4 separate regions of the Mus musculus genome follow, and regions 2, 3 and 4 are each linked to region 1. A link is a loop called in an ENCODE intact Hi-C map of the cell type or tissue named here. Cell type or tissue: left cerebral cortex. All regions are shown on one strand. Each heading gives the region's core, and the rest is flanking DNA. Links, peaks and the distances in the headings are about the cores only.

Region 1 (7,372 bases), core at 2,216-4,715:
GGGGAGCGGGTCGAGTTCCGCCCCAACCTCAGCCCTAATGAAACTCTGGGTCGGTCGGTATGCCACGCCGACGGGGCGCACACTTGAAAAATGCAAACGCCATCGGCAAATCCGGGGCAAATTGGAATAATTTTTTATTAGCAGCTAAATGATTTATGGCACACATACCCCGCCGTCACAATTACGGCGTCTTGGAGCATCCAGGGGTGAAAACATTAAACATTTATAAAAACAGGCCTTTGTTTTTTTCCAACCCCGCAAGCCTTTTGCACAATCCCCCCACCCCACTCCGACTCTCTCAAGATACATATTTTTTCTTGAGCTGTATTAAAATAAGAAAAACATTCTGGATCCCGGGAGGGATGAGGGGGTTGGGGGGAGACCAGGGCCTGCGCTCTGAATATTGGAGGGCGTTGGGGGGTGGGGGAAAGCGAGCGACTGAGGCGTGGGAGGGTTTAACTAGGAACCCACAAAGGCCTCTGGATAAGACTCAAGGGCACTAGGCGCCCCCCACCCCCTCAGCCCGTTTCTCTCTTGTTTCCAGAAGCCCTCGCAGCTTAACAGCATTTATTTTATTTCTTGCAATCAACTCCCCCCCTCCCCTAAGGCACACAGACACAATACCTCCTTTCTCTAACCCCCCTCTCTCCGTCTTTGCTCCTGCCGGTCCCCGGGCAGCACCGGTCGCCTCCGGTCGCCCCTGGCTGCCACTGAGACCCCGTCGCCCAGCTCCGAGCGCGCGGACACCGCCGCTCAGTTCCCCTCAGCTCCGGCTATTTTCGTTCTTTTCTCTCCCTCTCCCTCTCTCTTCTCCCTCCTCTCTCCTCCCCCCACCGAGCTCCAGCTTCTAAAAGAGGGCAGCCTAGAAACCAGCCCAGAAAGCTCCAGGAAGGGCAACTTGAAACTGCTCTCAAGAGGCTGAATTTTTTCCCCCCTTCAAATTTATCCTGGAATTAAATTAGACACCCCCAGCTCTCTCTCGAATCTTCCCTCTTTTTTTTTCCTTCTAAAAGTGGAGGAAAGAAAAATAGAACGGATGAGCACTAACTAGCTCATTAAAAAAAAACTCTCAAAAATTGCCTTAAAAATGGATTTTCTTAAAAAAAAAATAGCAGCAGCAGGAAAACGCTGAGTCCGCAGAGCAGGGCGAAAGAGCGGGCTTCTTTTGTTTTAATTAAAACCCTATAGTTGCTCTCGAGGTAGGATCTGCAAGGCTCTCTGTCTTTCCAAGCTTCCTTTCCAGGGTAGGTAATGCCTAGCTGGGCTCGGGCTCCGAGAGGGTGCAGGGGATCTCCCCACCCTTTAGAACGGGTCCCTTCGGCAAGGATCACACTCCCTGGGTCCCCAGTCAGGTAGACTGCCGTCGGCGGCTCCCTGCCACTTAACTTCGAAAGTTTTTTTTTTTTTTTTTTTTTTTTTTTTGCTGAAAGAGCAAAATAAAAGTACAAAGTCTGGGGGATTAGTGCTCCCCTCCCCCTCTGGCCGCCGTGGCCAGCCAAGCACTTTTGGGCTTGGCTTGCTTCCTCTGAGCTCAACAGATTTTTTTTTTTCCCTTTCCCGGTCTCGCCCTCCCTGGAGGGGGCGCGGCGGATGGAAGGCGAGAGAGGCCCCCAGCCAAGAGGTTTTTAATATTACACCTTAATAGGTTTCAGAAGGCCCCGTGGAGAAATGCTAATAGGGCTGAAATGTCAGAACCGAGAGGGATTCAGCTCGCGTTCCGCCGATCTAATCCTTTTTTCTGCTCTGGTTTTTCTTGGCGGGGAAAGGGGGAAGGAGGGGCGCCCACGCCAAAAGGGGCTTTGGGGAGGGGCGCGCGGTGCGCACTCGGCCGCAGAGCCCCACAGCCCGGGTTTCTATAGGAACCTTTTATAAGATGCAACTCACCGCTGCCGACCGCCGCGGCCTGTCCAAAATATTAATCAGTAAAGCCTTCTGACACCGCGTTTCAGGGAGGGGACCCGCAGGCAGGGGCAAAAGGAAAAAAAAAAGGCCTTGTCGCCTGCCTGCCCACCCCACCCGACCGCGACTGCTAGGGGGAAAGGGAATGAATCGCTGCTTTATTTTAAAAGGCGAGAGTGAGCGAGCAAGCGAGAGAGAAGCAGGCCTTGTTATTTTTCGTCTGAACCTCGCTCTTTGGAGTGGCACCCTAGAGAGGGAGCGCCGGGCGCGGGCGCAATGAGCAGCTCGCCGGTTCCCGGCTCTTCCCGGCTAGCTTGTCACCTCCTCCCGAAGAAGGAAGCTGACAGGAGGCCTTGCAATGCCCGGGATTGCGGCGACAACCATCTTCCTCTATTTTGATCACTCAGCCCAGACGCAGGAGGAGGGGCTGGGATGTGGGGGGAGGGAGAAGGAGAAAGAAGGGGGGGGTCTGCTGGAGCTGGTGTGGGGGAGGGCTGCCTAGAAACGGCTCGGAAAAATTCTCACCACCAGTTTTGATCATTCAGCCCCGCCGTGGGGAGCCTGGAAACTGCTGGAGCCCCGAGGTCCGTAATTGGTTTTATAGGAATGGCTGAGGGCCAAGGTGTTTACATGCGCGTGATGGGCGGCGAGCGGGACCAATGCGCTGCGGCCGGGGGCTGGCCCGAAGGGGGGGGCGGGCACCCGGGAACAATGCGTGTTTCTTCGCCTGCGAGGCTCCCCTCCCCCGTCCCCCTTAAGCCCCCCCTTCGCTTTTTTTTTTTTTTTTTTTTTTTTAGATCCAGCGAGAGGAACTTGAAAGGGGGGTTGTGTAATGTACCTTTTCCAATCCCGGGCTGTATATGGAGATTTGGGATTCTTTAAACCGGCGCTACCTGGATTTTATTAAAAAGCGGGGAGCTCGGCGGGAGGAAAGCTGGCTTTTCCGGGGGCTGCGGGAGCGGGGCCGCGGGAGGGCGGAGGAGTTGGCGCGCCGCGCGCCCGGCCCGGGGAGCGGTTTTCTACCAAAAAAAGGAAAGGCGGGCAAAAAGTGTGAGGCGGCTGCGGGTGGCGGAGGGGAGCGGCGGCCGAGGGATGGCGGGCAGTACGGGCGCCTAGCCGCGCCAGGAACCGCGGCGGTTGCCGGAGTCGCCGTCGGAGCCTGGAGCCCGGAGCCCCGCCGCGCCAGGTACGCTCCGGGCCCCGATGCTCCCCGAACTTGTGCAGCGTACCCCTTGGGTCCGCAAAGCAGAAGGTCCCCGAAACAGTCGGGGTCCCCAGAAGGGAAGCGGAGGGCAGGGATCAGGGGGAGAGGACGCATCGCTGCGCCTTGGACTCCCACCCGAGCTCTCAGTCTGCAGCACCGCCGAGGGCGGCGGTTCCCTACTTGGTTCCCGGCAGGCGGCGGGCTAGCCCGGGGACGCCGAGACGGTTTCGATTATAGGCTGTTTTTAATTAAAAGCCGGAATTCAGCCATTTTAGCTGCATTTAAGAGGGGAAAAGTAGAGAAGGACGCAGTGGAACCCCGCAGATAGCCACGCCAGCTTCTCGACCATGGCAAAGGCTGCTCCGTAGGGCTTCACCCCGACTTCCTTAAAGTGGGGCGCCTGGGCTCTGCCTTTTTCAAAACGCTGCCTTTAATGAATATTATCTTTAAGTGTATGCGGGAAGCTCCTGGCGCCTTTGAGACAAGTATCCCGGGCTGTGACGATCCTAGATTTTTTCAAAAGTAAACGCGATTCTGGTAACCAGAGCCTGATAAAGAGCGAGGGCGGGCGAGAGGAAGAGGGGGTGTTGTAACCAAAGCCACGTTAAAATAGGCGTCCTTAGCAAAGTTGGGGGAAGAGGACTTTTGGGTCTGGGCGTAGGGCGGCTGGTCACCCGGGAGCTGTGGCTTAGTCTCCGTCTGCTAGAGCGCCCCGGTTCTCCCGGAACCAGGGGGTCTAGAGTAGCCTGGGGCTGGTAGTCAGGGAGGGAAGGGTGGGCTCTCTGAGACCTCCCTACCCCCTCGGGAACAGGAAAGCGACAGATCTTTTAAACAAACAGCTTAAATAGGACTTACAGGAGGGTTTACCCGATGCTGGGGAGGCGCCCCTCCGCTGGCCCGCGCTGTTAAGTTATTTTTTTTCCTTTGTAGGTTATTTTGGGGGTGTGTGGGTCACAAAGCTAGGGTAGAATTGAGATCTTTGGAGACCCCTTCTTTCTTCTCTGATGATCCCCAAATCCTCCACACCAAGCCACGTTCTCCGGGCATCGGTATTCCCAGGCCCGGGCGTTGGAAAATGAAACCAAATCTTGTTTTGAAGGAGTCTTTTTCCAGTTCACGGGCGAGAATGCCACGTCTCGGGGACTCGGATTCTGCGACTCCCAATGGCCCAACGGGGGCAGCAGGAGGGGGGCGGTGATCTTCCTTTAAAAATAAACCCGTTTCGTATCTGACCTTGGTAAACAACAACAAAAAGCCCCTAAACCGAACACCCCTTTTATTATTATTATTATTATTCGCGGCTCACAAGGAGAAAAAAAAAAGGGAGACGAGGGCCCTAAAAAGGTTAAACATTAAACTTTGCGAATCAGATAGTTGGTATGGCGTTATGGACACATTTCAACCAACTCAAAAGCATTCGAAGTTTTAAACCTCCAGAGCTTGTGACGCCTGAAAAATAAACTACGGGTTTGGATTTAGCTGAACGGGCGCGGTCTGTTGAGTGGCCTTCCCCAGTTAGGGAGAACTTCGTAGGCAAGAGACGGGGCTGGGACACAGCGAGCCGGGCCGCTTCCCTGAGCCACGTCCCTGGGAACCCTGAACTGCTGGAGGAAGGACCCTAGGTTTTCGCATTTCGAGGAGAGGGGGCGGCTACTCCCGATTTTATTTCTGGCCACCAGCTCGGTTCGCTACTCTCCTACCCTGAAGGGCGAGGCGACTTTCTGAAACTTGTTTTCTTTTTTTTCTCTTTCCCCTCCCCTTTTCCCCCTTCCCTCTTCTGTGTCTTCCGCGGTCTTCCCTCACCAAAGATACCGTGTACGCCTCCTTCCTCATCTCCGCTCAGCCGCCCGGAGGGGACTCACCGCGGGCGGTTCATGCGCCCCGGGCCGCGGGCCCGTGGTTGAGCGCAAGCCCCGCTGGCCGCCGCCATGCACGCCGCGGAGCGCCCGCCACCCGAGGACACTAGGACTACATCGAGGCCGAACTTTTAAGTCCCACTGAAGCAGGCCGGCGGGCCGGGTGGGGAGGCTGATCGCGGCACTCCCGCGGAGGATGGATGGCCGAGATTTCGGGCCCCAGCGGTCCGTCCACGGCCCCCCGCCGCCGCTGCTGTCCGGCTTGGCCATGGACAGCCACCGCGTGGGCGCGGCCACCGCCGGACGCTTGCCCTCCTCGGGCTTGCCAGGTCCCCCGCCGCCCGGGAAATACATGGCCGGTCTCAACCTTCACCCGCACCCGGGTAAGTGTTGCGCACTGTGCTAGCACCCACCCTCCAGCTTTGATGGGGATATTAGGGCGGGAGCCCAGGTCAAACCTAGGCGGCTGGAGCTGGGCGTCTCTGTCCGGTTTCACCAGGGTGTGCAGGAGGCTCGCTCAGCTGCTAGCGCAGAGGTCGGTCTCCAGGAAGACAGACCTGTCCCTAGTGTACCAGATAGTCTCAGTCCTCCTGAGGCTCAAGTGTCTGCAGTCACAACCACTCTGGGGGATCCCAGTCCGAGGGCTCTTGAGGAAGAGGAGTTTGCAAAAATAAAATAAAAATAAATAAATAAAAACCTGTAGGCGCGAAAACAGCGTGTCAGCTCCACACCCCAGGAGACAGACAGCCGCTCCCGTATGGGTCTTTTTCTTGGCAAGCACTGGTGGGTCTTGGGTTATGTCCCTGTGTGTAGCCGCGTCCCCGGCGGTTCCACGCCTCCAAGGGTGGGTGTGGGAGAATGAAGGAGAATAGTGACCACAGTTTTAGGAGCCTGAATCTGTGGTGAACCCTTAAGATCTTAGGGACGCTGGTTATCTGGGGAAGATATAGGTCGGTGCAACCCAGCCGGCACTCTAGCAGAGCCCGACTTCAGGGGGTACCCCATGGTGACACGCAGGAGGTGGTGGCTGAGAAGGCCCAATCCCTTACCGTTCCCTGGGCTGCACAGGGAAGGAGCAGAGGGACAGGCGGGACTGAGCCAAGTCTTGGTCACCGTGCGCCGGAAGACAGGGAGTCTGGGACCTGCAGATCTGCCTGGTGGCGGCTTCGTAAGCCGGTCCCTCCTCCCCGGCTGCTCCTCACTTCTACGCTTGGCTTAAGGAGAACACTTCAGCTCTTCCTTTAAAAAACAAAACAAAACAAAACCTGGTCGATTTCCCCAGGAACTCGCTCCCTCGTCCTTTGGAACAAGACTTGGACACCCTGGGGGCTCAGAGCCACCACTTTAGTATCTTCCCCTGCCCGCCAGGATGACCACGGCTCGCCGAATTAGCCTCTGCCTTTGATATTTTTCTCCTGGAACTTTTCTAGAATTGGGAGTCCGGGACTCAGCGGGACAAAGGGCCTTTGTGAAGCGCCGGCGGGGGAGGGGCGAGCAGAGATCCCCGCCGGCGGGGGCGCGGGGACCCGGGTCATCTCCCCTGGTGTGCGTGTGCCCCTTGAGAACTAGAGGCGCGTCCGCTTGGGGCTTAGGGGTGGTGACAAGACCAGATTCATACAGGAATGGTGCCCTGCGACCCAGGTGGGGCATCAGACCATTCCCAAGGCAGGAATTGGGGAGGGCTTTGGGATACAAAGGCCATTTGGGCCAACCCCGTTTGAGAGGGGCCTTTGGAGGTTTATGGGTGTGTGTATTTTTGGACTTTTGGGATCTCTGGGTTAGTTGGTTTAGCTGGAAGTGGCGGCAGGGGTTCCTCCTGTGGCCTGGGAATCTGACCTCAGGGTGTTCCTGGCTGGCTGAATCTCAGCTTGTCGCCTGCTCCAGGTCTGCCTGGGATCTGGCCCAGGCTTGGCTGAGAGCAGCGTTGATAGCCATTCCTTGCTGCTGTCGTTCTAAGTGCACAGCATTTTCCAACCTTGGTGGCGTAGCATAGTCAGACTGCCTTCCATGCTTAACCCCTCATCTAGTGGATGATGTGACAGAGGCATAGACTAGGCAATCCAGCTGGAAGCAGCCTTGGAATCCTGTGTCATGGCCTTCTCTGCTTGGAGCTGTTCGACTTCTGTACAGGGTAGCTCGAGGGCCTGGAGGAAATGGGAGGAAAGTCACAGCAGTCGTCCCCTTGAGGCCTTGCTTGCCCGAGAGGGAAGAGTGGAGGCCCTCGAAGCTCTATGACTTCCCACTCGTCCCATCTGTCCCCCACCTCCAGATGGGGCAGATAGACCGGACCGCAGGTCAAGGCCCAGAGCTGAAGCCGTACTTAATCCCATTAACCACGAAATGGGACTGCACCCCATTCAAACCGGAGGAGCTGGCGGGGATGGAGACTCCAGACACCCCTCCCCCACCTGGC
Region 2 (7,372 bases), core at 3,286-5,785, 49 kb after region 1:
GACACACCAGAAGAGGGTGTCAGATCTCATTAGGGGTGGTTGTGAGTCACCATGTGGGAATTGAACTCAGGACCTTTGGAAGAGCAGTCAGTGCCCTTAACCACTGAGCCATCTCACCAGCCCCCTTCTGGTCCAGTCTTGATTCATCTTCATGAGGACAAGAAGGTGGCTGCAGACTTTGCTCTCAAGGCTCAGTCGGACATGTAGAAGGGTCCTGGGTTATTTCAGAGGGCAGTGGAGGTGAGGCAGGGGACCACTGCTCCCTACCCTGCAGCTTGTCTAGCAGGGAACAGAGCCTTGGGGAGCCTCCTTCACTGACATCTTCTGTCCTTGACAGATATTCCTCCCAGGTATCCATTCCAAGCCCTGCCGCCGCACTACGGGCGACCCTACCCCTTCCTGCTGCAACCCGCTGCGGCCTCTGATGCCGATGGCCTCGCCCCAGATGTGCCACTCCCAGCTGATGGGCCCGAGCGCCTGGCACTGTCTCCTGAAGATAAGCCCATCTGCCTGTCACCCTCCAAGATCCCAGAGCCACCTCGGGACAGCCCAGAGGAGGAGCAGCTGGCTGACCGGGAGGTGAAGGCTGAAGTTGAGGATATCGAAGAGGGCCCCACAGAACTGCCTCCCCTTGAGTCACCATTGGCCCTGCCCGTCCCAGAGACCATGGTGGCCGTGAGCCCCGCAGGTGGCTGTGGAGGTAGTCCTCTCGAGGCCCAGGCGTTGAGCACAGCAGGTCCGGGCTGCCGGGAGCCCTCTGAAGTTTCAGACTTTGCACAGGTTGCCGAGCCGCAGATAGAACTACCGAGTAAGACAGAGCACCGCATGACTGCCCTGGAGTTGGGGACACAGCTGACACCCGAGCCACTGGTAGAGACTAAGGAAGAGCCGGTGGAGGTGCCCCTGGATGTGCCGATGGAGGAGCCCACCACAGAGGCAGGGCCTGAGGACAGTCTGCCCCAGCCATCTTTGACTGAGCCTCAGCCCAGCCTTGAGCTCTCAGACTGTGATTTGCCTGTCCCAGAGGGCCAGTGTCTCAACCTGGAGGCCCAGGAGGCTGTGCCTGCTCCTGCCAGTACCTGTTATCTGGAAGAGACCCACTCCGAATCCCTCCTGCCTGGCCTGGATGACCCACTGGCCGGCATGAATGCACTGGCAGCTGCAGCCGAGCTGCCCCAAGCCAGGCCTCTGCCCTCCTTGGGTCCTGGAGTCCCAGCCGGGGAGAAGCTGGATACAGCCCCCAGCCTCGTCCTGGAACACAGCTTTCTGCAGGGCATCACCCTCTTGAGTGAGATAGCTGAGCTGGAGCTGGACCGGAGGGGCCAGGAGGCTGCAGGTAAGCATTGGGCTGAAGGCTTCCAAGACTCTTATTCAGTGGTGGGGGTGCATGCCTTTAATCTCAGCATTCCTGAACTATGACTTGCTTGTTCCAGAGCTCAGTGTCTGAACCTGGAGGCCCAGGCCTATCTCTGTGGTTCTAGTAAGGCCAACTTGGTCTACGCTACCCAGATCTTCAGAGTAGATTTACACATTTAGGTTGTTTTTTGTTTTTTGTTTTTTGTTTTTTTTTCTTAAAAACTTCAAAGATTGCCAGAATATGTTTTATTCACAGATTTTTTGTTTTGTTTTGTTCTGTTTTTGCTTTTAATTATAAAATAAGGCTTGGTGGCATAGGCCACCCATCCATCCCAGCTACATGGGAGCCTGAGGCAGGAGGATTGTGAGTTTAAGGCCAGTTGGATTAGAGAATAGAAGGCCAGCCAAGGCAACTAATCAAGACCCTGTTCTCACCATAAAAAGTAAAAAGAGGGCTGAGGTGTGGCTCAGTGGTAGAGCACCTGCCTAGAATCCCCCAGTGAGGGGCTGGGGTGTGGCTCAGTGGTAGAGCACCTGTCTAGCCAAGAGGGTCTTGGTATCATCCCCAGAAGTGCAAATTAAATAAGTAAATAAATAGTCCCCTTTCTGGTTCAAGTGTCAGTTGGGATAGTAGAGTGCTTGCTTTAGCCATTGACCATGGGTTCCATGTCCAGTATTGAAGTGGAGCTAGGAGCTGTGAGAAACGTGTATAACCAGAGGTTCCATTGTGATGGACTTAAGCCCCCAGGCCCACCCCCTCCCCCCTGTGTCTTATGAAAGCAAGAGTTTTGAGCAGGTGGGTGGGATGTTGGCAGCAAGAGGGGTGACTCTGTGGGTAAAAAGGCACCTATCTTGAGCCCTGGAACTTATGTAGTAGCAGAGGAAAACTGATTCGCAAAAGATGTTCTCTGAATTCCACATGTGTGCTGCGGCTATGTTAGATCCTCTGCAATTCCCCCAACCCACCCATCCCCCCAAAAAAGAGAATTTAAATGCTCTTGGAACCGAAGTTGAGCAATCAGGACCTAACATTAAGTAGAGTCTGGGTACTTAAGTCGTCTTGAGTCTTTTTCTCCTGTGATTATCCGGTTGGTTCTTCCTTTTTCTGCCTCTGTCTCCTGTTCTACTTTTCTCTGTTGACCTCGTTTTTTGCCAGGCTCGTTCTCCTCACTGGGGCTTCCAGGAGTTCCTCCCATGCCTTCTGGCCTGCTCAGCTGGGCTGAGTCTGTATCTTTCCCAGAAATTCTAGGAAGAACTCTGAGACACCTCATCCTGGGCCCACTGGGGTTCATGCTTTTTAGTACAAAAAGCCTGGGGAGTCGGCACCAAGGGTAACGCCCTGTTGCGTGAGTGTGAAGATCCCTAGAACCCATCTGAAGCTAGCTAGGCGTGCATGCCTCTGAAATTCCTTGGTTGCTCCAACAGAATTGGAGGCAGAAGGAGAAGCATTCCAGGAATTCAGTGGCCTTTGAGCCTGTTGTCTACACAAGAACAAGACATACTTTCTCAGATAAGGAGGGAGACTGACACCTGACTTGTGTGTTCTGTAGGGGTGGGGCCACTCACCTATGAATGCACACATGCACACACAAACGCACACACATGTGTGCATGCACTCACATGCATGCACCTGCACACATGTACACACACACACAGAGGAAGTCCTTTTGTTTGGGGAGCAGGGACTGCTTTCATGCACCTCTACACTGGACCCCTGTTGCTTTTTTGAGGAATCTCTCCCAATTCTACTAGTGACAAACCCCCAAATCAAAGGCCAGCCATGAGCAACATCTGGACCCATCTCTCAGTCACCCCCTAGTAGTGACAGCCACAAGCTGATGTGTGTGCCTGGGCCCCTTTGACTAGAGAGTTTCTTTCATTCTTTTTATTATTTTTTATTTTAAAGACAGATATGAAGCCCAGGCTGGTCTAGGAGTTAGAGCAATTCCCCTGCCTCGTCTTCCTGAGTGCTGGGATTGTAAATATGCTGTAGACCTATCCAGTCATTTTTCTTCTGTTTGTAGATGCCTGACCTTTGCCTGTCTTTGTTTTTAGACTTTGACTCCCTCTGGAAGGTTCGTTCTCGTTCTCTCTCTCTTTCTCTCTCTCTCTGTCTCTCTCTCTCTCTCTCTCTCTCTCTCTCTCTCTCAAGTTAGGGCCTGCCCTAATAATCTCTACCCTCTGTAGAAACCATTGTACATAGGCCACACCCCCTTGCGCCTGGTTGGTCGGAATGTCGCATACCTGCCGTGCTGGTATTTAGCAGGCTGCAGCAGGAGGCTCTCAAGATGACTAGGATTCACATCCAATTTGCTAAGTTAGGGGTCTGGCTTGGAATGTGTCTTCTGGTGCGCTTTGGACCAACCAGGCTGGCTGTGTGAAGGGAGAAGGAGCAGGCAAACAGCCGTCCCCTTCTGTAATTTGGCTTCCACCATCCTCTGCCCCCATGGGGATGCTGAAGCCATAGGGGTGGGGCAGAACAGGCTGGCCCACTTCAGTCTGATGTGCTAGGAACCTGGTGGGTTCACTGCTGCATGGAGTTCATTTATTTTACAAATAAAACCTGGGCTGGAGAGATGGCTTAGCTCACAAGCCAACATACAAGCATAAAGCCCTCCCGCTGGGTGGCACAGGGCTGTCATTGCAGCTGTGAGAGCCAGTCTGAAGAACTGTTGTAAAGCAAGAAGGTCTGAAGCTGTAGCTCAGGGTACAGTGGGTGCCACACAGAGCCCTGGTTCCATCTCTTGTTCTGTATAAGCCAGGTGTGGTGGGATAGCCTGTCACCCGGCAGAACCCAGAGTGTCTGGGGCTCAAAGTCACTCTCTTGTGTCCAGGCTAGCCTTGACACATGAGGTGCTGTCTTAAAAACAAAAAAGAAATGGAGACATCTTTAGGAGTCCAAGGCCAGCCTGGTCTACCTAAGTGAGTCCCAGGTCAGCCAGAGTAAAACAAAATAAACAAAACAAAATAAAAATTCAATGATTATATAAATAAAAATAAAAAATAAAACCCCAAACCACTGATTTTTCAATGAGCGAGGAGGAGGTTTTTTTTTTTTTCTTCTTTTCTTTTTTGTCACCTCTGTTGGCAGCAGTAATTCTGGTTGTAACCGGTTCAGGAAGACACTGTTGCCATCTAGTGGGGAGAGTCAGGGAGGCTTCAGTGATTGATGGAGCTTGTACAGGACAGTCCCCAGCAGAGTCCATCCCGCATTAGGAACAGGGCTGCGGAGCCTGATTATTGTTAAGGGCTGGGATTACTCACGCTCACCCTCTAGGCCTTCAGACACGGGGGGAGGTTTGCATTTTTTTCCTCAAGCACGCAAAACTGGTTAACTTTGAGACTGGAAAAAAATATCAGTTCGAAAATGCAAAGTGAACCAACGAGACAGCTCAGTGAGGGAGGTGCTTGCTGCTAAGCCTGAAGATCTGGGTTCGATTCTCTATAACTCAGGATGCAAGTAGAGAACCAATTCCTGGAAGTTGTTCTTTGACCTCCGCATACACACTGTTGTGTATATAGCACATTTTCTTTCTCTCTGTTTCTCTTTCAAACACATACACGTGCACATACACACACGCACGCGCGTGTACACATGTGCGCGCACGAACACACAGTAATAAGTTAAAATAAAAATAAAATTAAAATAGTAAGACACGGTGGTTGCAAGTCTCTAATCCTAGCGCTTCGGAGGCTGAAGCAAGAGGCCTGTGAATTTGAGGCAGCCCTAGCTGAATTCAGCCAGGCATGGTCTCACAGAGCTCAGGAAGCCCCAACTCCTTATGCAACAAAGGATAACCTTGAACTCCTGACCCCCCCTGCCTCTGCTTCTGGGGTACTGAGATTACTGTTGTGGGCCAGTATGCCTTTTTACATGGTGCCGGGAATTGAACCTCAGGCTCAGTGCTTGCTGGGCAAGCACATTATCGACTGAGCCAACATCCCCAGCCCTACACTGTGTTTTAGTGTTTATACGGGAGGCTGGGTGTGTTAGGAATATTGGAACACGAGAGTACATTCCTGAACTCTAGCACACACGGGGTCACATCCTCCCCCAGAGGAGACCTGTGCGTGTTGGGGCATTACACCTTTCTCCTTGATTTCTGCTTTTTAAGATACACGTTTTTGTGTGTATGTGTGTGCAGGCACATGTGTGTTAGTGTTAGGGGCACATGCCGTGGCACGTGTGTGGAGGACTGAAAACAATCTCTGGGGTCTCTTTTCCCATCACACCCTGCTTGCCACAGGCCATGCCAGGTAGCTGATTAGGACTTCTGGAAAATTTCCTCTGCCTGCCTCCTGCCTCCGCTTAGGAACACTGCAACTGTAATGTGTTACTGTGCTGGGCTTTACCCACGTCCTGGGTATTTGAGCACAGTAAGCCTTTCTCTCAGCCACCTACTTCTCTAGTCAAGTTTGTGCTTTTTATTTCTCTCTCTTTTATTCTTCTTCCTCTTCCCCCTCCCCACCTCCTCCTCCTCAAAGGGTTTCTCTGTGTAGCCCTGGCTGTGCTGGAACTCACTTTATAGACCAGGCTAGTCTTGAACTACTAGAGAGCCACCTGCTTCTGCCTCTCAATACACACACACACACACACACACACACACAATTTTAAGTGTGTGTGTGTACTGTGTGTACGTGAGTGCTGGTACAGGAGGCTTGGATTTCTCAGGAGCTGGAGTTACAGGCGGCTGTGAGGTGCCTAAGTGATGGGTATTAAACCCAGATCCCCTTTAAGAGCAGAATGTCCCCTTACCCGCTGAGCTGTCTCCAGCCATTTGTGCTTTCCCCCCTCCCTGGAATTTATTTGTTTGTTTGGAAAGAGGGTCTCTATATAGCCTGAACCCAGTCCTCCTGCTGGGGTGACGGGTGTGAACCACACCTGGTTCCCTAGACCTGTTTTCTGATGTGGGACACAACATATTCACTAAGGAGAAATCAAGTAGAGACGCGTGGGGATATCCATTGTCCTGGGAAGGAACCTCTGCTAGTGTTTGGTTACTCAGAAGTATTCCTGGCCTTTCACACACAGTGCACTAGACCACAATGCTGTGTGGCTGTGTGGCCCAGAGCCAGGGCTGACTATAGTATCTGGGAGTTTAATCTGGCCTCTTGATGGCTGGCTGCATGGGTACGGCCATCTTGCCCGTGGTCAGGTCCCAGCACTGACTTCCCTGACCTCTCTCCCTTCCCCAGATCCAGAGCCAAACCTGGTGGTGCGACCCTCCCTCGAAAGCCTGCTGGCAGCCAGCAGCCACATGTTGAAGGAGGTGCTGGAGAGCCCCTTCTCAGACCCGCTCAAGAACTTGCGGCTTCCGCGTGAACTGAACTCCAATAAGAAATATAGCTGGATGCAGAAGAAGGAAGAGCGGGTGAGCCCTTGTCCTCCCTTCCTCCCGGAGGCCTGAGAGGCAGAGGCAGATGGGCAGGATCCGACCATCCAGCTACCTTCACCTTTTTGCTATGTGGCCCTCAGTTGGTCATCTCCCCTCTCTTGGCTTTCCTATTGTTCTCACACGGTGTCAGGCCTGTCCTGTGGGTACTGTGTGATGGATCAGCATGAAAGCATAATGGAAATGAGGCCTGGGACTACCCTTTTCTGCCTTTGTGGTCTCAGGTAGCTTGAAGGACAGACTTCGAACCTGTGTGTGTAAATAACGCACTTGTTATTTATCTCATTAGACCATTACTTCTGGGTAGTGTTTAGTCGTGTCATCTTAAGTGTGGGTGCCACTCGGCAAGGTTGGCATTAGGCAACAGCAAGTGCAAGGCTAAGACAGGAGGATATGAGAGTTCCAGGCCAGGTGATGCTACTTAGTGAATTCCACACCAACCTGAACTCCCAAGTGTAATGCCAGAAACCCTAGGTTTGAGCTCAGCCTCGGAGAAACTGCACATGGTGGTGTTCACCTGTGATCTCAGTACTCAGGAAGAAGAGACTGGAAGATTAGACGTTGAAGGCCAGCCTGGGCTATATGAGACATTGTCTCTGAAGCAAACCAAGCAGAATAGGGGG
Region 3 (7,372 bases), core at 2,634-5,133, 89 kb before region 1:
ACATCCTGCTGTCTGCAGGGACCCGCCCTCTTGGACAGAGCTCCTGCTACTGTGACAGGAAGTTCCCCTCTTCCTCAATTTCTCACTTGAAAATGTGCAGCTTAGGGTCTTCCTGGCCAGCTGGGCTTGAATGTCCCCAGGAGAAGTGACATATGGCTTCTGAGAGGAGGATCAGAGAGTGGGCCTTGAATTAGGTTGTAAATATTCTCTCGTCCCAAGGCTTTTCAGGGAAGGGGACCCTTGTGGGGGGAAGTGCACTAAAGCTACAGGTGTCACCCATGCTCTGGGCCAGGCTGTGGCTGCCAGCTGGGTGCCTGACAGTAACAGTGACAGCTCTTTGTGAGGGCAAAGTTCTCTGGAGAAGGCCAGCTTCACTTCCTCTGCCTTCCCCTTCCTCCACTTCCTCTTTTCCCCACCCCCACCCTGTTCTGTGCTTTCCGTCTCCTGTCTGCACCCCAAACTTAACAGCTGAGGCCCCCTCCACCTCTGCCGGCCTCTCAGGGACCTCTCCTTTGTCAGGGCTGAGGACACCCAGACGATCTCTCATTCATTCCACAGAACAGAGCCCCTCAGTGTGTGTGTGTGTGTGTGTGTGTGTGTTAGTGGAAGGAAGTGGGGGGTGATGGGGCCCCTCAAAGGGCTGGCTTGTTTTATGTTGTCCGGGCTGGGGGAGGTGCTGAGTTATTAAGACTAGCCTGAATAGGCACCATGACTGTCTTCATAAGCACACAGGAAGCTGAGGCAGGAAGAGCAGGAGTTTGAGGCCAGCCTGGGCTACATAGGGAGCCACTGTTTCAAACAAAGAAGCTGGGCATGGTGATATATGCCTGTAATCACAACACTCTCGGGATGTAAAGGCAGAAGGATCAGTTCAAGTCTATACTCCACTACATATCAAATCTGAGAGCAGCCTAGGCTACCTGAGACCCTGTTAAAAACAACCTCCCACCCTCAATTTCCAACAAACCAAGAGAAATCCCCCCCACGCCACCCCCAAGAATGTGAAAGAGAACACTGGAAAATGATCATTGCAGACAAGACAGACCAGAATTGTTTCAGAGGTCGGGTGGGGCTGAGGTGCCTGCCCCTTGACCAGTCCCAGGACTGAGAGGTGACAAAGTGGCAACACAGGTCCTGCCTGGGAATCTGGTCTGCTCTAACCTAGTAAAGCTGTCTGGTGTCACCCAAGAGGCTCCCTCCACATCCTGCACCCCTGATGGCTGATGGCATCTTTCTCCCTTGCACCCCACCAGGGTTCTCCTGGGAATACTCTGGGCTCTCCTTATTGACAGGCAGCATTTGCCCTGCCCCACCCCCACCTGTGACTTGCAGGACTGGCAGGTCCTTGGGCAGCTGGCAAACTGCCTGAGCAACTGAGAAATACAAGGCCAGGGCCAGGGCAGTCCTGTCCCCCGGAGGCAGGGAGGAGACTGCCTGGGAAAGTTCTCTCAGGGTTGGTGACTGCAGAAGACTTTTGTCAAATTTTTTTTTTTTTTTTGGTGGGAAAGATAACTAGGGGTGTGTTTCCAGTTCACAGCATATGCTGGGGTGATGGTCACCTCTTCCAGACAAGGCCTCAGCAACTTCAAAATGCCCTGCCACCAGCCAAGAACAAGGAAGCTGGCCACTGTAGTCCATATATGGATGAAGCCTTCTTTGGTTTCAACACCTACACTTTGTGAGCCAGTGAACACCTACCTATGCATGCACTGAGGCACGGCAGGCCCAGAGCATCTCACCTGAAGCACCCTTCTTGCCTAAATCCAGCTTTCTGTCACACTCTCCCAGAAGGTGCGTGTCCTTCTAAGCTAAGCTGAGGGATCCGGCCCTCAACCCTGACCCCGTGTGTAGCTCTCAGCCAAATAGCTGGCTTGCTAAGTAGAACACTGGTACTTAGGTGAGGGGGACAGGGGCTGCTTCTCTCTGGAGGATTTGGGGCTCCGGTGACCACCAACTTTTCCCTGAGCAGCTTGTCACTCCCAGAATCCCCACGGCTGGCAGATGGACTAGTGCACAACTCAGCTGTGGCTGCACATAATAAATAGAGGATAGATGGTGGGCCCCAGCCCAGCGATGTCTGGCAGTCACCCAGAGACACTAGCTAACGGCCCAGGCTTAGTCTTGCCTGGGTGTGATCAGGCAGTTCTCCAAAAGTGCCTGACTCCATGAGAAGTTTTGTTTGTTCTATTGAGCACAGTTCCTTTCTAGATCCGGGGCAGGGGATATCTGGAGGCATCTTCTTGCAACACCTCCAGTTATTGGACCACTGGGGCTCGCCCTATGCTTGGGATAGGATGGCCTTGAGTCTCTAAGAGGTCAAGATCCATGAAAACCTCTCCAACCAGAGTTCTGCTTCCAAGTTGAACCCCAACACACCTAGCAAATTAGAACCACAGCAGAAGGGGCCCCCCCGGATCTGGCTTTCCGGCTATTGCTAGCAATTGCTAGCAAGGGGGAGTGACTCTCTGTCCATTCAATCCAGGCCCCGCGTGTCCCTCAAACAAGAGGCCACACAAATAGGGTCCGGGCCTCGATGCTGACCCTCATCCACTTAAGTGCTCGATATCCACGTGACATCCACACCCAGAGGGTCCTGGGGTGGTTGGGTGACCCCCAGAATGCAGGCCTAGTAACCGAGACATTGAATGGGGCAGTGTCCACAAGGGCGGAGGCTATTCCTGTACATCTGGGCCTACGGAGCCAGCACCCATCGCCAAAACTCTTCATCCTCTTCCTCAATCTCGCTTTCTCTCTCGCTTTTTTTTTTTTTCTTCTTCTTTTTTTTTTTTTTTTTCAAAAGGAGGGGAGAGGGGGTAAAAAAATGCTGCACTGTGCGGCGAGGCCGGTGAGTGAGCGACGCGGAGCCAATCAGCGCCCGCCGTTCCGAAAGTTGCCTTTTATGGCTCGAGTGGCCGCTGTGGCGTCCTATAAAACCCGGCGGCGCAACGCGCAGCCACTGTCGAGTCGCGTCCACCCGCGAGCACAGCTTCTTTGCAGCTCCTTCGTTGCCGGTCCACACCCGCCACCAGGTAAGCAGGGACGCCGGGCCCAGCGGGCCTTCGCTCTCTCGTGGCTAGTACCTCACTGCAGGGTCCTGAGGATCACTCAGAACGGACACCATGGGCGGGTGGAGGGTGGTGCCGGGCCGCGGAGCGGACACTGGCACAGCCAACTTTACGCCTAGCGTGTAGACTCTTTGCAGCCACATTCCCGCGGTGTAGACACTCGTGGGCCCGCTCCCGCTCGGTGCGTGGGGCTTGGGGACACACTAGGGTCGCGGTGTGGGCATTTGATGAGCCGGTGCGGCTTGCGGGTGTTAAAAGCCGTATTAGGTCCATCTTGAGAGTACACAGTATTGGGAACCAGACGCTACGATCACGCCTCAATGGCCTCTGGGTCTTTGTCCAAACCGGTTTGCCTATTCGGCTTGCCGGGCGGGCGGGCGGGCGGGCGGGCGCGGCAGGGCCGGCTCGGCCGGGTGGGGGCTGGGATGCCACTGCGCGTGCGCTCTCTATCACTGGGCATCGAGGCGCGTGTGCGCTAGGGAGGGAGCTCTTCCTCTCCCCCTCTTCCTAGTTAGCTGCGCGTGCGTATTGAGGCTGGGAGCGCGGCTGCCCGGGGTTGGGCGAGGGCGGGGCCGTTGTCCGGAAGGGGCGGGGTCACAGTGGCACGGGCGCCTTGTTTGCGCTTCCTGCTGGGTGTGGTCGCCTCCCGCGCGCGCACAAGCCGCCCGTCGGCGCAGTGTAGGCGGAGCTTGCGCCCGTTTGGGGAGGGGGCGGAGGTCTGGCTTCCTGCCCTAGGTCCGCCTCCGGGCCAGCGTTTGCCTTTTATGGTAATAATGCGGCCGGTCTGCGCTTCCTTTGTCCCCTGAGCTTGGGCGCGCGCCCCCTGGCGGCTCGAGCCCGCGGCTTGCCGGAAGTGGGCAGGGCGGCAGCGGCTGCTCTTGGCGGCCCCGAGGTGACTATAGCCTTCTTTTGTGTCTTGATAGTTCGCCATGGATGACGATATCGCTGCGCTGGTCGTCGACAACGGCTCCGGCATGTGCAAAGCCGGCTTCGCGGGCGACGATGCTCCCCGGGCTGTATTCCCCTCCATCGTGGGCCGCCCTAGGCACCAGGTAAGTGACCTGTTACTTTGGGAGTGGCAAGCCTGGGGTTTTCTTGGGGATCGATGCCGGTGCTAAGAAGGCTGTTCCCTTCCACAGGGTGTGATGGTGGGAATGGGTCAGAAGGACTCCTATGTGGGTGACGAGGCCCAGAGCAAGAGAGGTATCCTGACCCTGAAGTACCCCATTGAACATGGCATTGTTACCAACTGGGACGACATGGAGAAGATCTGGCACCACACCTTCTACAATGAGCTGCGTGTGGCCCCTGAGGAGCACCCTGTGCTGCTCACCGAGGCCCCCCTGAACCCTAAGGCCAACCGTGAAAAGATGACCCAGGTCAGTATCCCGGGTAACCCTTCTCTTTGGCCAGCTTCTCAGCCACGCCCTTTCTCAATTGTCTTTCTTCTGCCGTTCTCCCATAGGACTCCCTTCTATGAGCTGAGTCTCCCTTGGATCTTTGCAGTTTCTGCTCTTTCCCAGACGAGGTCTTTTTTTCTCTCAATTGCCTTTCTGACTAGGTGTTTAAACCCTACAGTGCTGTGGGTTTAGGTACTAACAATGGCTCGTGTGACAAAGCTAATGAGGCTGGTGATAAGTGGCCTTGGAGTGTGTATTGAGTAGATGCACAGTAGGTCTAAGTGGAGCCCCTGTCCTGAGACTCCCAGCACACTGAACTTAGCTGTGTTCTTGCACTCCTTGCATGTCTCAGATCTATCCATACAGTTTCACCTGCCCTGAGTGTTTCTTGTGGCTTTCTGAACTTGACAACATTATTTATTTTTCTCTACAGATCATGTTTGAGACCTTCAACACCCCAGCCATGTACGTAGCCATCCAGGCTGTGCTGTCCCTGTATGCCTCTGGTCGTACCACAGGCATTGTGATGGACTCCGGAGACGGGGTCACCCACACTGTGCCCATCTACGAGGGCTATGCTCTCCCTCACGCCATCCTGCGTCTGGACCTGGCTGGCCGGGACCTGACAGACTACCTCATGAAGATCCTGACCGAGCGTGGCTACAGCTTCACCACCACAGCTGAGAGGGAAATCGTGCGTGACATCAAAGAGAAGCTGTGCTATGTTGCTCTAGACTTCGAGCAGGAGATGGCCACTGCCGCATCCTCTTCCTCCCTGGAGAAGAGCTATGAGCTGCCTGACGGCCAGGTCATCACTATTGGCAACGAGCGGTTCCGATGCCCTGAGGCTCTTTTCCAGCCTTCCTTCTTGGGTAAGTTGTAGCCTAGTCCTTTCTCCATCTAAAGGTGACAAAACTCCTGAGGCCATAGTACAAGTTAAGTCTGATTTCTGTCACTCTTCTCTTAGGTATGGAATCCTGTGGCATCCATGAAACTACATTCAATTCCATCATGAAGTGTGACGTTGACATCCGTAAAGACCTCTATGCCAACACAGTGCTGTCTGGTGGTACCACCATGTACCCAGGCATTGCTGACAGGATGCAGAAGGAGATTACTGCTCTGGCTCCTAGCACCATGAAGATCAAGGTAAGCTAAGCATCCTTAGCTTGGTGAGGGTGGGCCCTGTGGTTGTCAGAGCAACCTTCTAGGTTTAAGGGGAATCCCAGCACCCAGAGAGCTCACCATTCACCATCTTGTCTTGCTTTCTTCAGATCATTGCTCCTCCTGAGCGCAAGTACTCTGTGTGGATCGGTGGCTCCATCCTGGCCTCACTGTCCACCTTCCAGCAGATGTGGATCAGCAAGCAGGAGTACGATGAGTCCGGCCCCTCCATCGTGCACCGCAAGTGCTTCTAGGCGGACTGTTACTGAGCTGCGTTTTACACCCTTTCTTTGACAAAACCTAACTTGCGCAGAAAAAAAAAAAATAAGAGACAACATTGGCATGGCTTTGTTTTTTTAAATTTTTTTTAAAGTTTTTTTTTTTTTTTTTTTTTTTTTTTTTAAGTTTTTTTGTTTTGTTTTGGCGCTTTTGACTCAGGATTTAAAAACTGGAACGGTGAAGGCGACAGCAGTTGGTTGGAGCAAACATCCCCCAAAGTTCTACAAATGTGGCTGAGGACTTTGTACATTGTTTTGTTTTTTTTTTTTTTTGGTTTTGTCTTTTTTTAATAGTCATTCCAAGTATCCATGAAATAAGTGGTTACAGGAAGTCCCTCACCCTCCCAAAAGCCACCCCCACTCCTAAGAGGAGGATGGTCGCGTCCATGCCCTGAGTCCACCCCGGGGAAGGTGACAGCATTGCTTCTGTGTAAATTATGTACTGCAAAAATTTTTTTAAATCTTCCGCCTTAATACTTCATTTTTGTTTTTAATTTCTGAATGGCCCAGGTCTGAGGCCTCCCTTTTTTTTGTCCCCCCAACTTGATGTATGAAGGCTTTGGTCTCCCTGGGAGGGGGTTGAGGTGTTGAGGCAGCCAGGGCTGGCCTGTACACTGACTTGAGACCAATAAAAGTGCACACCTTACCTTACACAAACAGCTTGTGGCTCTGTGGCTTTGCTGGGTGTGGGGAGCAGGTTGGGTGGGTGTGGAGCTCTATTGGGGGGGGCATCTAGGGTGGGCTAGGCCTTGCTGATGGTATCTAGTGGGAGGGCTACAGGCCCTTTAATGAAGTCTCACAAATAACCACACCTTCAGACTGTCTTGAAGAGTTGAAAAGGTACTCCTCCAGAAACCTAGGCCAAGTTGGCCTGCACTAACACTACCTTCCTCAACCGAGGGGTGTCCACACCCTTTGCCTCCATCTGCATAACTGGGTTTCAAGCCCCTCTGCTAGTCTGAAGCTGCCCTTTCCAGAGCTGTGACTGACAGCAGGAAGGTGTGAAGCCTATGGCTTCCTTCCCAGGGATGGGCATCTTTTCCCTGGTTTTGTTTTGAGAGCCTAGGACTGAGGAACACCTCAGAGGGAGGAAGGGGGTCATCCTGGAAATCAGCCCCTTCCACATGGCACGCAGCTCCAGCCTTTGTCAGTCGTGATCCTTGGACTTGGGTGCCGCAAGTTAGCTTTGACTGGGATCATTTGTTCACACATGCAGAGAACACTGGTTGGTTGAGTCCTAGTCATCTCCATCCAGCTATCAGCTATCACTCCACTCAGCTATACACACCTATCAGTCCATCCTTCAATCCATACATCTAGCCCTTCACCCACCCAAACAATCACATGGGCAACACAGAAACCAAACCAGATGTTCACCTGCCTTCAGGAAGTGTCCAGTATCACTGTACATTGAGCATTATGAGTCCTTAAGTGAAGGCAAATGCATACACAAACAGGTTTGGGG
Region 4 (7,372 bases), core at 2,351-4,850, 150 kb before region 1:
GTGGTCCCCCTTCAGGTAGCGGCCGCCCACCTTGAGAGCCACCTTATTGTAGTCACAGAACTCAAGGAAGAAATCCACAGGGGTGTCGCTGCTGCTGGTGACCGAGGAATCACTACCCACCGTCCAGTACTTGCCCGTGGAGTCTGAGGAGGGAGACTACATGTTAACCCCACCTTGTCAGTCCCCAAAGGATTAACACTCCCTCCCGCTGTCAGCTTCCAGAACTGAGTGGGCTCAGCTGGATGTAAGGTACAGTCCCATAATTCAAATACTCAAGAAACTGAGGCAGGAGGATTACCTAGATTCAAGGCCATCCTGGGAAATCTACTGACATGCCATCTCAAACTACAAAACATAAGAGGGCTAGGCTAGGGTGGGGCATGGTGGCACATGCCTTTAAATCCAACATTTGGGAGGCAGAGACAGGTATATCTCTGGTCTACAAAGCAAGTTCTAGGACAGCTAGGGCCACAATAAGACAAACAAACAAACAAGTAAACAAACAAAAAGGACATATATCAGCAGCAGAGCCCCTGCCTAGAATCCCCCAGTGAGGGGCTGGGGGTGTGGCTCAGTGGTAGAGCCCCTGCCTAGAATCCCCCAGTGAGGGGCTGGGGGCGTGGCTCAGTGGTAGAGCCCCTGCCTAGAATCCCCCAGGGAGGGGCTGGATCTTAGCTCTGAGTCCAGTCCTCAGCACTGTAAGAAAGGAGTCCCGTTTGCCTTGCTAAGGCCACACACAGCACAGGGCTCTGATTCTGACTGACACCTCTGGATTGCTGTGTCCTCTCACTGGTTTTGGTCCCACAGCTAGCTAAGAAGGAATATCCTTATCTTCTATCTTCTCTCCCCACCCCCTTTTTTTGTTTGTTTTTGAGACAGGGTTTCTCTGCATAGCTCTGGCTGTCTTAGAATGTATTCTGTAGAGCAGGCTGGCAAGAACTCAGAGACCCACCTGCCTCTGCCTCTTGAGTGCTGGGACTAAAGGCGTGTGCCGCCGCCGCCGCCACCACCACCACCAGGCTCCACCTTCTTTTTCCCTTTTCTTTCTTTCTTTTTGAGATGATTCTTGGGGTTGGGGATTTAACTCAGCAGTAGAATGCTTGCCTAATAAGCTCAAAGCCCTGGGTTCTGTCCTCAACACCAAAAAAAAAAAAAGATAATTCTCCTGTCTCCGATTCCCAGATTGGAGCCACGACCACTCTCCCTAGCTGCTTCCCACCTTCGCTGTCTGCCCAGGTTGGGCCAGGAAAGTTCTAAGACAAGGGGGGAGGGGCTACCCCAGGCGGTCATAGGACACCCGTTCCCTAATGTCGGCTTTGAATGGCCAGGTGCATCCTCACCCAGTGAACCCACCTTTGATGTTGTAGGCGCCGTCATTGAATTCCAACTGGAAGACATCGTAACTGGAACGGTTGGCATCCAGAGTGCCCGTGACCTTGCGGCAGCCAATGAACCCGTGTTCCCCCCGGAACACGATGATGGGGCGGTTAATCAGCTTCATGAGGAAGAGTTCCGAGTCCCCTGCCACAGGGAAAGGGAGCCAGTGAGCTTCACAGCAACAAAGATGGGCCAGTCAGGGAATGGCTCAGCAGAGAGGGATACCAAGAAGCTAAGGGTCACAGGCTGCTGGCCTGAGGGTACACCAGCTTACAGGGATTCCCTGAACACACAGAGAGGTCCAGGTGGGACTGATGGTTGACCACGGGGTACTAGGGAAACAGGCTTAGGGTACGTGCCCCCAAGTGACTACCTGCTGTCTCCACCGAGGCGGCCAGCTGGCCATTTTTCTTGGCGGTCACAAACTTGCCGTTGGAGGCTCTCAGAGTGATCCGGCGGTCACACCACTCGATGTCAAAGTAGCAGCTGGCGTTCCTGGGGAAGAGAAGAGGGGCTGGCAACGTGGGGGCATCGAGCAGGCTGCCCAGTCCTGGGGGAAGAGCCAGGCCAGGTGATGAAGGGGTGTAGGGTGTCACTCACTTGGTGGACGCAGTGGATTGCACACCTCCGGTCGCCGTCAGTGTCCAGTACTTGCCCGTGTGGGTGCGAAAGGCACACTTTCTTGTGTCGCGGTCGATCTCCAGCTGGAAGGTCTCCTGATCGGTCTCTTCATCCTGATTGGCTGACAGGTCCATTCCTGCAGAGAGAGACCAGAGCCGGTCAGGCCACTGTGTGACCCTTGTCTCACTCAGATTCCAGGATCCACAGGGCTTCCTGAAGTGTGGCTTAAACTCCTCAGTGATAATCCTAAGCAGTGGGCGGGACCAGGCTACCAAATCAGCAGCCAAGGCTAGCCAGGAACGATCTCACCACTCAGGAAACAAACGGGAGACTAACTGTGAGTTCTGGGACCCCAGGCTACCGAGTGAGTAAGACTCTGTCTCAACAGGAGGGGAGGGAGCATTGAAGGATGGCTTGACCATAGAGTATTAAATTCAGATCGCTAGGAATGGTGTAAGAGCCAGGCGCGGTGGCATGAGCCGATAATCCTGTCACAGGGAAGCCAAGACAGATGGAGGCCTGGAGCTCAGGGACCAGCCAGCTTAGCTGAATCCCTGAATCCGGGCCACTGAGCGATTCTTGTCTCCAAGCAGAGAGTGGACATTCAGGAGGCAGAGGCAGATGGATCTCTGTTGTGAGTCCAAGACCAGCGTGGTCTACATAATAAGTTCTAGGACAGCCAGGGCTATATAGGGAGACTCTTATTTCTTTTCCTTTCTTTCTCTCTTTTTGTTTTTTTTTTTTTTGAGACAGAATTTCCCTGTGTAGCCCAGGCTGTCCTAGAACTCAGAGATCGACCTATCTCTGCTTTAATGCTGGAATGAAAAGCGTGTGTTACCACAGCCCAGGCTAGACTCCATCCCTGCCCCCATACATCCCCCAAAAGTATGGAGGATGACCAAAGACGGCACATATGATATGAATCTCTGACATCCATATTAGGGGTATACACATAAACAATCAAAATAGGATACTCCAGGCATGACCACAAGTTCAAGACCAGTCTGGGATACATAAGACATTAATCCCAGCACTCGGGAGGCAGAGGCAGGTGGATTTCTGAGTTCGAGGCCAGCCTGGTCTACAGAGTGAGTTCCAGGACAGCCAGGGCTACACAGAGAAACCCTGTCTCGAAAAAAACTTAAAAAAAAAAAAATCTGGGGATTTAGTTCAGTGGCAGGCGGGTTTCTTTAAACTCTAGTGCCCAAAATGGCAAGGAGAAAGGGGAGCAGGGGAGGAAGGAAGCCATCAAACTTCAAACGAACCACCCACAAAGATGTTCTAAGGCCTAGCAGAACTCTCCCGTGGGCCTGGATTGGGTCTTAAAGATCGGTTCCAGTTAGGCAACGCTGCCGTTATGTAAGGAATGGCCTGGTTTTGTAGCTACAGATGGAGGCGTTTCTGGGTAAGAAGCACCAGTGTGGGGAATTTGCTTTAAATACAACCAAAACCATTGAATAAACACACAGATGGCGCTGGTTCTGCGGAATGTCACATGGCGGGGTGCTGGTAAAAGGGGGCTCGCTACTCGCTTCCTGTAGTGGGTATGTGTGAAAGTAAAAGAATAGAGTAGGAGCCAGGCACATCGACCCACGCCTGTCATCCCACCACTCAGGAGGCCGACCTTAGCCTCCATGATGAGTGGGGCCCGATCTCAAAAATAATAAAATAAAATAGGGCCGTGGCTATAACTCACTTGACATGCAGAGTCCATCCCAGAACTGTGTAAAAGGGCGTGGCAGAGTGAGCCTGCAGTCTCCGCACTTGGATACCAGGGTCAGGAAGATCATAACTCGCAGGCCAGCCTGAGCTACATGAGACTCCACTCCATGCAGACAGACAGACAGACAGACAGACACACAAAGGGCTACAGGCCAGCGAGATGGCTCGTGGGGTAAAAGCAGCTGCTGCCAAACCTACCCACCTGCGTTCGATCCCTAGGTAGAATAGGGCAGGAGAACTGATTCCAAACTGGCACCACTGGGTGTGGGCACCACCCTCCACAGACAAAAATAAAAACAAAAGCAATAGGCTTTTTTTTTTTTTTAAAGAGAAGGTGGGCGTGGTGCTTCATGACTGTCTCTAGCACTCAGGAGGCAGAGGCAGGTGAATCTCATTTGAGTATGGGTGAGTTTGAGGTCACCTTAGTTTACATAATGAGTTCTAGGCCAGTCAGAGCTATATATAAAATAAAATAAAAATAAAATAAAGAGGGGGTCGAAAATATAGCTCAGTGTAAATTGTTTGCCCAGCATGGTGGAAGGCCCTGGAGTCTACCCCTAGTAACACACACACACACACACACACACACACACACACACACACACGCACAGACCACATGTTCCTTTAGAAAACTCCTCCTTTATCCCTGCCCCCACCAGCCACAAACCCTGAATGCTGTCTGAACCTTCTGGCATTTCCCTGCCAGTGGTGGTCCAGTCCAAACAGTGGCTCTCCCTCCTTTCCCTCTCGCTTCTCATTTATTTTCTTTAATTTTTAGAAAGATACGTCTTGTATTGTATGTATCGTGTGTGAACGTCTTGCCTGTGTGTATGAATATGCGCACATGTGCCTGGTGCCCTAAGAGGTCAGGTCGCCTGGAACTGTCATGAGCCACCCTGTGAGAACTAGGTGAATACAAGAACAAGTGGTCCAGAGTGGACAGTGCTGGAGCACACCTTTAACCCAGCATTGGAAGGCAAAGGCAGGCTGATCTCTGAGTTCAAGGCTAGCCTGACCTATAGGTGAGTTCCAGGGTAGCCAGGGCTGCTACACAGATACAAGACAAGACAAGAAGAGAAAAGATAGAGAAAGAGAGAGAGAGAGAGAGAGAGAGAGAGAGAGAGAGAGAGAAAGAAAGAAAGAAAGAAAGAAAGAAAGAAAGAAAGAAAGAAGAAAAGACACCAAAAAGCCAAAACAAACAAAAAACTGTCTGAGCCATGTCTCCATCACCCCCCTCCCTTTTCATTTTTCTTTTCTTTTTTTAAAGATTTATTTATTTTACGTATGTGACTACACTGTCATTCTCCTCAGACACCCCAGAAGAGGGTATTGAATCCCATTACAGATGGTTGTGACCACCAACTGGTTGCTGGGAATTGAACTCAGGACCTCTAGAAGAGTAGCCAGTGCTCTTAACCTCTGAGCTATCTCTCCAGTCTGCTTGTCTTGTTTTGAGAAGGTCTCACAGTGTATCTGGAGCTACCTTTGAAATCAGAGATCCACCTGCCTCTGCCTCAGGAGTTGGAATTACAGGTTTGTTGCATGGCTTTCTAACTTCTTGCTACATAGTAACACTACATGGTTTCCATGTCACATGACCTCACTGAGCCCCAATAAGGTGCCGCTCCCAAGGCTTTGACTCCACCTAGGAGTGGGATCTTGGGTCCTAACAAGATAAACTCATTGTTTCAAGGATCTGGGATTCTAACAATGTCCTCAGCTTGGAAGCAGTGTACACTGCCAGTCTCACAGTTGTCTTCAGGCGTCCTTAGGCAGCAGAACGTGGTATGGGATGGTAGATGCCACCTTCAGCCTTGCCCCTAGGAACTCATCCTTAGTTGACACTACACCCAAGAGTATGCCAGCCAATGCCACCCTGACCCAACCGAGTCTCTATCTGTGTTGTCAATGCCAAAGGCTCTTACCTCTACCTCACAAAGCAGAAGATGGAGCTCAGAGGTGGCTGGCCTTGGCCCAAGGTCACCCTGCAAGACCAAGGGGTCCCTTGACTTCAGGAGTGGGGATGGACAGATGCCTCCCCTTCTAGACATATGGATCAGCAGACATGGCTTCCATGATAGGTCCCCAAGGACCCTGGCCCAGTGCCTCCACAGGATCTACCACTGAAGCACAGAGGAGAGTAGGAGGGCCATCCCAGGCTAGACAGCCACCCCAAGGCCACAGCTCTGGGCTGTAGTCTGTTCAACCTTCTCAGGCAGAAATGGCTCTCCTGCCCCTGGCCCACACTAGGGATGGCTAAATATTAAGAGAACAATTGGCTACACATATACAGGGTGTCACCCACTGTCCCCTCAGCCTACCTGTAATTGACCTGCCACGTGCAGGGACAGCTGAGTTAGCACAGCATACTGGGCAGAAAAGAGCCACACCCAATGCTAGCGAGCCTAAGTGACCCCACCTGATCTAACCGTGCCCACTGCGGGGAATGGAACAGTCAGGGAAAGCCAGAACTGGGACCAGTCAGTCCCAATCTCTCTCTCTCTCTCTCTCTCTCTCCCTCTCTCCCTCTCTCTCTCTCTCTCTCTCTCTCTCTCTCTCTCTCTCTCACACACACACACACACACACACACACACACACACACACACACACTGATAAAGGTAATTAGATTTAAAATGTATTTTTTTTTAAAAAGAAAGAAAAACTGGCTTTGGGGGCGTGGCTCAGTGGTAGAGCCCCTGCCTAGAACCCCCCAGTGAGGGGCTAGGGGCGTGGCTCAGTGGTAGAGCCCCTGCCTAGAACCCCCCAGTGAGGGGCTAGGGGCGTGGCTCAGTGGTAGAGCCCCTGCCTAGAATCCCCCAGTGAGGAGCTGGAGGTGTGGCTCAGTGGTAGAACCCCTGCCTAGAATCCCCCAGTGAGGGGCTGGGGTGTGGCTCAGTGGTAGAGCATGTGTCCTGCACAAAGCCTCAGGTTGTTGGGGTTTTTTGTTTTTTTTTTTTGGTTTTAGAGACAGGGTTTCTCTGTGTAGCCCTGGCTGGCTTCGAACTCAGAAATCCGCCTGCCTCTGCCTCCCAAATGCTGGGATTAAAGGCGTGCACCACCACCGCCCAGGCCTCAGGTTTTATCCCCACATTCCCACAAATAAAAACCCCACTAAGAGATGGTGGCACACGCCTTTAATCCCAGCACTTGAGGCCAGCCTGGTCTACATAGTTCCAGAACAGCCAGGACTACACAGAGAAACCCTGCCTGAAAGAAAGAAAAGAAAAGAAAAGAAAAGAAAAGAAAAGAAAAGAAAAGAAAAGAAAAGAAAAGAAAAGAAAAGAAAAGCCACTCCCAGCCACTCCGGCAACCATCAAGTGGAGGCCAGAAGCCTGTGGTGACCTATGCCTGTCATCGCCGCACCCTGGAGACTGAGGCAGGAGGATGGAGAGTTGGAAGCCAGATGGGCTACAAGACAAAAACTACAACTAAAGTGGGTGGACTAAAGGAGTCGGAGTTTCCCAGCATGCTAGCTTCCCTCACACAAAGGAGAGGCCCTGGCCCAAGATGTCATGCGCACTGAGTTCAAGACAGCACAGTGCTGTGGACATACACCAACCTTCAACCTCCCAGTACCTCTGAAAAATGAGACGTCCAGACAGAGAACAAAAAGGGCCTCACCATGTGGGTCTCATCTCCAGGTACTGGAAC

The links. Hi-C counts contacts between places; a loop is a spot of excess contacts. Peaks named below come from ENCODE experiments on the same cell type or tissue, not always from the same donor. Only the 100,000 strongest peaks of a DNase experiment are listed, where the experiment ranks them.
Region 2: a loop joins it to region 1, with 3 times the contacts of the local background. A loop is called at or near these places in 16 of 42 quality-filtered maps.
Region 3: a loop joins it to region 1, with 9 times the contacts of the local background. A loop is called at or near these places in 13 of 42 quality-filtered maps.
Region 4: a loop joins it to region 1, with 12 times the contacts of the local background. A loop is called at or near these places in 4 of 42 quality-filtered maps.

What each region holds. Positions count from the first base shown.
Region 1 is chr5:142,812,985-142,820,356 of GRCm38, reverse strand. Tnrc18 (trinucleotide repeat containing 18) reads left to right here and starts at 2,695. Exons shown (of 28, transcript NM_001122730.3): 1 at 2,695-3,085; 2 at 4,912-5,342. The coding sequence starts at 5,156. Gm31365 (a long non-coding RNA gene) reads right to left here. Exons shown (of 3, transcript XR_377182.4): 2 at 6,009-7,103; 3 at 4,365-5,605. In left cerebral cortex, for the core only: a CTCF peak has its summit at 3,270; DNase peaks (open chromatin) are centred at 3,300, 3,613, 4,163, 4,630 and 2 more places; H3K4me3 peaks cover 2,395 bases; H3K27ac peaks cover 2,340 bases.
Region 2 is chr5:142,765,269-142,772,640 of GRCm38, reverse strand. It overlaps Tnrc18 (trinucleotide repeat containing 18), which reads left to right. Exons shown (of 28, transcript NM_001122730.3): 10 at 338-1,336; 11 at 6,553-6,728. Among named protein-coding and RNA genes, the nearest start is that of Gm31365, 43 kb to the left of the region's middle. In left cerebral cortex, for the core only: a CTCF peak has its summit at 4,500 (motif pointing left); DNase peaks (open chromatin) are centred at 4,504 and 5,768; H3K27ac peaks cover 872 bases.
Region 3 is chr5:142,902,309-142,909,680 of GRCm38, reverse strand. Actb (actin, beta) reads left to right here and starts at 2,927. Exons shown (of 6, transcript NM_007393.5): 1 at 2,927-3,029; 2 at 3,989-4,117; 3 at 4,205-4,444; 4 at 4,899-5,337; 5 at 5,433-5,614; 6 at 5,740-6,566. The coding sequence starts at 3,995. The coding sequence ends at 5,883. It overlaps Gm38733 (a long non-coding RNA gene), which reads right to left. Exons shown (of 2, transcript XR_003955825.1): 2 at 6,166-7,372. In left cerebral cortex, for the core only: CTCF peaks have their summits at 2,924 and 3,891 (motif pointing left); DNase peaks (open chromatin) are centred at 2,920, 3,707 and 4,933; H3K4me3 peaks cover 2,500 bases; H3K27ac peaks cover 2,364 bases.
Region 4 is chr5:142,964,667-142,972,038 of GRCm38, reverse strand. Fscn1 (fascin actin-bundling protein 1) reads right to left here. Exons shown (of 5, transcript NM_007984.2): 2 at 1,978-2,134; 3 at 1,751-1,872; 4 at 1,354-1,521; 5 at 1-143. Among named protein-coding and RNA genes, the nearest start is that of Fscn1, 8.0 kb to the right of the region's middle. In left cerebral cortex, for the core only: no CTCF peak of the experiment used is centred there; a DNase peak (open chromatin) is centred at 3,394; H3K27ac peaks cover 1,926 bases.